3 separate regions of the Mus musculus genome follow, and all the other regions are linked to region 1. A link is a loop called in an ENCODE intact Hi-C map of the cell type or tissue named here. Cell type or tissue: heart. All regions are shown on one strand.

Region 1 (2,500 bases):
CTAAATGTTTAGGTTTGAATATTTTGAGGTTCTTTTGAAACTCTATTAAGAATACAACGACTCTGAGAGCCACTGGTAACGGAGCCACAGTATTTGTACTCCATTTCCAGGTCTTAGAAGTCAGATGATAATTACACTCTCTAGCTAGAAAATAGAAGCCCTGCTGGGTCCCAGTTTTAAGCCGTGAACAGTGGACAAATAGCTGAACCACTTAAGGTACACACTAAGAAATCAATTCACAGCCTGATACAGAAAGCAAAGGGACGCCTGTTTTCTCGGTGTTTCATTTAGCTGTTCTTCAAATCCAACAGCCCTAAAACCACTAGACCAACCACTGCACTCGCTGTTAGAGGAGAGCACGAGTCCACTAAGACTTCTCGATGCTGACTACTGATCAAACACTTTTACTTTAAATTTCGACACCTGAACACAACTTCACAAGAGGTTCAAAGCATCAGGCTCTGGAAGCCACAAGAGACAATGAGTTCACCAACAGTGTGAGGATGTTCAGGCAGGGGATGTTCAGGGAGAAGGCTGAACCCTAGATCCAGACGCTAAGCTCTGAGTTCGTGAACTTTTGGAAACCCTCCTCCTTAGAGGTCTTGACTGGCTAATTCCATCTGAGGCTACGTAGGTAGAACCTGTGCCTGGATTTTGCCCTTTTCATAAATGAATGGCTCTCTGTCCACCTGTCCATCAGCGACCCGGCTCAGCCAACTTGTCCACAGTTCTGCAGCTTCCAGGTCCAGCTCCTGGCCTCCAGGCTTATCAAGGACGTCCTCGTGACCCCAGCCCGTGGCCCCTTCGCCGCCCCTTTCCCCGGGGGTTCCTTTGATCTCCACGACCCCCAGGCCCGCTCATCTCGCGCCCACTTAGATCCCGGCCCCAATCATCCCACCGGACGCTCGTACCTCCAGTTTCTTCACCTCCCCTGGTCCCTCCGTGTCCCTGGCCTCCCATCCCGCGGCCCCTTTGTGCCATGAACCCTAGACCAGCTTTCCCCTACCTACCACTCATGAGAAAATCCTTACTTACTGGATGGCGGATTGAGAGCGTAGAGACACGTAGCTCAGGAGAGAACCGAGCCCAACGGAACCGGAAGCTGGCAACCCACAGCCCGCCCATTCCTCCTTTCAATTGGCTCTTCACGCAGAGACGTCACTACGCCGGCGCAGTGCTACGTGTGTTTCTCCCGGCTTCCCGAGCAGAGGCCGACCTGAGCGATTCGGGTCTCTCCAGCTGAACGGGCGGGCGGTGTGGGATCTTGGTTCCCGATTGTTCGCCTCCCGGTCTCGGGCGCAGCCTCTCCAGCAGCCTCTCCAGCAGCCTCAACGTAAATCCACGAAGTGTCGCTAGTTAGTTAGTGAGTGAGTGTCTGCGCTACAGCTATGAGTCTCCCCGCTGCGCATGCAAATAATGTCACTGATCAAAAATGAAACAAACATCTCAGTATGAACGACCTAATTCAAACTATTCTCCATTCCCGGAAAATGACTTTCTGCTTATTATTCATGGGAATATAGAGGGAATTAAGACCGCCTACCTAGAACTTTCTTGTCCCCAATGAGGAATTAGATGTACTGCTGGTACTAACAGTCTCTGAGTGCAATACATTTGACATTTCTGAGTTAAGATTTGTTGCTTGGATAATCTTGATTGGCTCTATCAGTAGGCTTTGAAGAGTTTTTACTTCATTTCACGTGCAACCTCGGGCAAGTACTGTGAAACAGATTACAATACTTTGCTTTCATATGGAGCACAAACCATAATTCTACCATTAGTATCTAAAAGACCTATAAAAATTTTCTTCCAATCACTAAAAAAGATACAGCAGGTTTGCAAGTGTCATGAAGCACTACCTTGAAACATTAGTTCTTTGCTATTTGAAGGAGTTGTTTTTGTATATTCAAAATGAGCAATTAGAGTTTCTTTTTTTAACTCAGCTTGCAGCCATATATTGGGAAGTGACAACTGTCAATCTGGCATAACTTGGCCTTTGGATATAAAAGGGGTTAATGCAGCTACTGTATTATAACATTCTTATGTTTTTCGTGGTTGTTTCAGTATAAGTACGCATCTATAAATCTATCACTTGAGAATAGGAGGTGTGTAGATGTTCCAGGTCACCCTTAGCTACATAGAAATTTGAAGGACAGCTTGGGTTATATGAAAAACGTCTCAAAACAAAACAAATATATATATACACATTCAAGCCCAGGATTAAACACTGCAAAAAGATAAAACAGGAGAGTGATTCATATATTAATGATGTTTAAAGAAACACAGAATCCATAAGAATTCAGGAGAAGTGGAACTGAGTAAAACAAAAAAATATGATTTTTAAAACCACTAAAACAGGGCAGCTAAATATAGGTGACAAACTTCTAGCATACTGTGAAGGATTATCCAAATTAGGTTACTTACTGGCTGGGTTTTTGTGTCAACTTGACACAGCTGGAGTAATCACAGAGAAAGGAGCTTCAGTTGAGGAAATGCCTCC
Region 2 (2,500 bases), 540 kb after region 1:
TCAACCATTCTTTATGCTGCTGGGTCTTTTTTCAACCATTCATAGATTGGCAGTCCATTTAGGTTTTGTTTTGATTTTTTTGCTAACAGTTACAATAAACACCAATACCTCAGAATCATTTTTATACATATATATATATAGCTTATTAACTAAATAAAAGTAGCCTAACCTGTGTAAGTACAAAGTTGCAAACAACCGCATCTGTCCCAATGGGAGGCATCAATTGTATCCTGCATTTCCCAGGTATGAGGTGGAGCCTATGGTACTATCCACCTGTGTGGTGCTGAAGAAGGAACTCATTTTTCTCCGTCAGGAACTCATTTCCATGCACCTAGTCTCCCTTTGCTGCTTGGCATCTTCAACTGTCAACCACCATCTATGAGAAAGCCTTTCAAAATCATATGTAGCGTGCAAGCGCAGACTCTGCACTGTCATATGAAATGTTCTGCAGTAGTTCTTTGACTCATCCTTCTTAGACATTGTCACTACACCTAACTCACCAGACTACCTTACTTTTTACAGAGTTGGTCAGACTCACCCTTCCAGATTTGTGTGTGTGTGTGTGTATATATATATATATATGATTGATTATAGTGTCAATTCTAAGCCAAGATATGTATAATGAAAATGAAAATAGGACTCTCTCAACCTGTCCCTGCTCCCCCTTTCTCCCTAACCGCATCTGTCTTTCTATCTCCACCTAATCTAGTGTAATTTCCACTCCACGTGAGATGAGCTCTGCCTTCGGGGCCATTTGTCCTTGCTCTCAGTAGGATGCACTCATTTCCTGAAATTTAAATCATTAGCTAGCAGTTTCCTACCCCGTTTCCTGCCACTTGCCTCCACTTCCCCTCTCAGTCACTTCACACCAAACCTCAGCTCAAACCCTCCAGAAAGTGAATCTACATCCCTTAGGGCCTAGACTCTGGGGTCTCAGCTCCTTGTTGTAGCAATTAATCTTGGTCCCAGGGCCTCTCCGCCCCATCCTCCTCGCATCCGGTGCTGTTCTAGGAGGAGCCTAAACGTCAGTCCTGCTGAAGGGGATTGTGGTGCGTAAACAAGATTAACTCTCTAGCCCCCAGCAGTGCTGATTTGCGGGGCAGCCTGCCAGTCCAGTCACTGCGAGCCCTCGCGTGCGTGCAGGGCCCTGCGTGGGGAGCGGGGGATGGGGCAGCCTGCTGCCTCCATGCTGTCTCTTGGGCCGGCTCCTTTTCTGAGTGTAGTGGAGGGCCACAGCTGCTTCTCAAAATCTGGGGTGGACAGAGGCGACCGCTCCTAGCTGTGGCCTGCATCCATCCGCTCTCTCTTCCTCCCTGCTTGTCCCCTCCGCCCAAAGCGCCGCAGCAGCTCTCTCCAGCCTTCACTGTCCACCACTCCAGTCTCGGTTGCCAACTATGGGGGACCTACCCGGACTCGTGCGCCTTTCCATCGCGCTGCGCATCCAGCCCAACGACGGCCCTGTTTTCTTCAAGGTGGACGGGCAGCGTTTTGGCCAGAACCGCACAATCAAGCTGCTCACCGGCTCCTCCTACAAGGTGGAGGTGAAGATTAAGCCCACAACACTGCAGGTCGAGTGAGTGTGGGGCGTGCCGGGTGGTGGCAGGGCAATAACATCCCGGGTATGGGAGGAGCATGGAGGCTCCAGGGCATCCCTATCCTCCACTGGGCCCTTCTAGTCTCTCGAATGCTCAGCAGGACCTGGAATGAGGGCAAGAGATGAACGCCCTGCCCCTAAGCTACTCCCCCTCCTTGAGCTTGTAGTCTTACATTCCTGATTCCTTCCACCCATTTCAGTAAATCCCTTTAAATCTGCGACAAGAATCCAAGGTTTGGAGGCTTTTGCTGCTGTTGTTGTATTTTAGGGTTTGCTTTGTTTTGATTTCTTGTAAATCTCTCTTTAGTCTACCTACAACAGAGAAACATAGGTAGACAGGGTGGGGACGATGGTAGAAAGACATGGAATGTTTCAGGAACCACAATCCCGTCTCTCCTCTGCTGGATCCTGCAATCTCTCCTGCTTCTGCTGACAATACGGAAGTGGAAGTGGGAAGAGAGGCTGAGGAGTGAGTAATCTCAGTGGACAGATGGTCCCTGGGTTCCCAGAAGGATGCTCTCCAGTTCTCCCTTCCAGGGTTAATGTCAGCGGAGGCATCAGGCACAAATTAGAGGGCACTGCCTGTGCTGGGCTCACCTTTATGGATTTCATACACTGTGCCTTTTCTTTCTTTCCTGGCTGAATTTTTCAGTCAGCCTGGTCAGCCTAGTGTTGATCTCTGTGGTGGTTAACAGCATCTTCACAAGAAGACTGTAGAAGAGAATGGTGGCAGTTAAAAAAAAAAAAAAAAAAAAAAAAAGATCACATATGGGTCTTAGTTTCTTTTCCTATGGCTGTGATAAAATACCCTGACAAAATCAGCTTACTGAAGAAAGGTTTTGTTTGCCTCAGTTTTGATGTTAGAGTCCATCATGTCAAAAAGTCACGGCAGCTGCAACTTTCAGA
Region 3 (2,500 bases), 750 kb after region 1:
GGTCAGCTATATCACACAGTGAGACCCATTCAAAAACAAAAACAACACAAAATATGAACTTGTACTTTTCATATCTTCACACCCTCATTTAATTTTTGAAACTATTTTTCATAACTATCACCTAACCAGGTATCGGGCACTATATTAGGGAAGCCCCTCCAAAGATTAATCTGAGGTGCACAGTTTGGTCCGGAGGGACCCAACTTCCATCAAAGCAAAGAAATGGACAAAGGTGTAAGGAACATTCAGTTTGAAGAAGCCTAATCTAGACAAAATGCCAGGGCCTTCGACTCCAATCTTGCCACCTTGGCGGGAGACCTTTAAGTTCTTTGCCTAGCATGGCTGTCCACTCTGAGAGGCTCTACCAACAGCTGATTGAGAAAGAGGCAGATACTTACACCCAACCATTGTCGGACTGAGGTTAGAGACCCCTACGGTTGGATTAGAGGAAGGGTTGAAGGAGCTGAAGGGGAGGGTGACCCCATAGGAAGATCAGCAGTCTCAACCAACCCGGACCCCGGGGGGCTCCCAGAGGCTGAGCCAACAACCAGGCAGCATACATGGGCTGAGCCAAGTGCCACCCATTCCCCAGCCTCCTGGGACCTATGTAGCAGAGGTCTGCTTAGTCTGGCTTCAGTTGGAGAAGATGGGTCCAATTCCCAAGGGTCTTGAGGCCCCAATAATGGGGGATGGGGAGATAGATGATGGGGAGCAGAATGGTGTGAGGAACTGGGTGGGGGACCGGGAGGGGGGTAACGCCTGGAATGTAAATAAATAGTTAATTAAAAAATGTGTCAAAAAGAGAAAGAGAGAGAGGGGGGAGGGAGGGAGGGAGGAAGGAAGGAAGGAAGGAAAGAAGGAAAGAAAGAAAGACAGACAGACAGACAGAAGAAAGAAAGAAAGACAGACAGACAGACAGACAGACCACTGCACTTAGCTCCTGGATGGACAGAGGCGGGGCAAGCCTCGGGACTGAAGTGCGCACGCGCACGACCGGGAGAGACGCACGGGCGGCAGGCAGAAGCCGTGTCATGGCGTCATCATCGTGCGACCTATTTCCCGGAGACAGGCGTCCACGGTATTGAGGTATTGTGCAGAACCGCGTTCGGGTGCTTGTCGTGCTCCCGTCACAGTCTCTTTTCCCGCACCCCGGGATCACGTCCGTCCTGTGGCCGACTGGGAGGAGCCGAGCGGGACTGCTCGCTTCTAGCGTAGTCCCTGCAGTGGCGGCTCTCGGGCTTTGCTTTGGCCTTTAGTTTCTCTGTCAATACCGTCTTCATTTCGCTGCCACTGTTAACGTTGCCTTTCAGAGGTTGAAAAGCGACAAGTAAAACACCCAACGCCATCAGCTTCTAGCTGATTCCAAATCTAAACGGAGACAAAATGGAAGGTGGAAAAAGTAACTTTGCGTGCAGCCCTTCCTGTTCCGCCCAAGGTCGGAATGCTTGCGGTGGCAGTGTTAGCCCTTTTGAAACAAGGGTTTCCTTAATTTTACTTTTTCTTTTCCGAGACACAGTTTCTCAGTATAGCCCTGGCTGTCCTGGAACTCGATCTGTAGAACAGGCTGGCCTCGAACTCCGAGATCAGCCTCCCTCTCTTAGGTGTTAGGATTAAAGGCGTGGGAAACCGGGCCGGGCCGGCAGCTTTCTGCTGTAGCGGATTGTATTAAGAGGAATTTTTCAGTGTCATCTGGGAAAATTTCATCGTGGCTCAAATTTCTGTTGGAAGATAGCGTTAATGACTTAAAATGTGTTGACTACAATTTAGTTTTGGCTTGGAAAAGGTGTATTTGCCCTGGTGAGATGTCTGTGGTGTAATTATTAACCTGTTTGGACTAAGAGTAGACAGAACTAAGTATCAACGTTAGTTTTTATTTATAAATGACAGCTATCCTTATTGAACTTTAGAAAACTACTTCTGGATGGTGGAATTGATAGACTGAATTGTTTTGTTACAAGATAAGATGACAGTGTGAACAGTTTTTGTTGTTTTCTAGTAATAGAAGTGAAATTCCCAAATCAGAGATGTTGTGGATGCTTTCCGGTACCTATAGGGATGCAGTTTTCTCTTGTTTTTAACTTTGAAAAGTTCTATGGGTAAACAGTAGCACTTGTTTGCAAGCATTTGACTCTTCATGTATGGCTCTGAATAGTCTACAGTGGATTACCTCTTTGTTATTTCCACTTTCTTAAATAATAACTAATATTATGAACTAGTACTTTGAGCATTCTACTAATGGAGTATAGCTTTAAGAGTTTTATTGATATTTATTTTGTCTACATCACAACCTTATGTATTATTATTACTTTAGAGGTAATTGTAAAAACAAGCCCCACATTTTTGAGAAGATAGTTTTTGCTGCTTTCTTTCTTTCATTTTGAAAACATGTTGAAGTAAGCATTAAATTAGAAGTTGATTCTGGTGTGGCTCCAGTCTTAACAGGTCCTTGTAATTTATGTACTTTAAAATGTTTCTATTTATTCATGTGTTTGTGCTCATG

The links. Peaks named below come from ENCODE experiments on the same cell type or tissue, not always from the same donor. Only the 100,000 strongest peaks of a DNase experiment are listed, where the experiment ranks them.
Region 2: a loop joins it to region 1, with 2.7 times the contacts of the local background. A loop is called at or near these places in 3 of 42 quality-filtered maps.
Region 3: it touches region 1 in a loop (5-fold over the local background); 4 of 42 quality-filtered maps call a loop at or near these places.

The regions. Positions count from the first base shown.
Region 1 is chr11:16,507,069-16,509,568 of GRCm38, forward strand. Sec61g (SEC61, gamma subunit) reads right to left here and starts at 1,416. Exons shown (of 4, transcript NM_011343.3): 1 at 1,036-1,416. The coding sequence starts at 1,125. In heart, no CTCF peak of the experiment used is centred here; a DNase peak (open chromatin) is centred at 1,163; H3K4me3 peaks cover 1,912 bases; H3K27ac peaks cover 1,840 bases.
Region 2 is chr11:17,050,776-17,053,275 of GRCm38, forward strand. Cnrip1 (cannabinoid receptor interacting protein 1) reads left to right here and starts at 1,084. Exons shown (of 3, transcript NM_029861.3): 1 at 1,084-1,573. The coding sequence starts at 1,395. In heart, no CTCF peak of the experiment used is centred here; a DNase peak (open chromatin) is centred at 1,056; H3K4me3 peaks cover 1,445 bases; H3K27ac peaks cover 829 bases.
Region 3 is chr11:17,256,573-17,259,072 of GRCm38, forward strand. It overlaps C1d (C1D nuclear receptor co-repressor), which reads left to right and starts at 975. Exons shown (of 5, transcript NM_020558.4): 1 at 975-1,086. In heart, no CTCF peak of the experiment used is centred here; DNase peaks (open chromatin) are centred at 559 and 1,039; H3K4me3 peaks cover 1,996 bases; H3K27ac peaks cover 1,768 bases.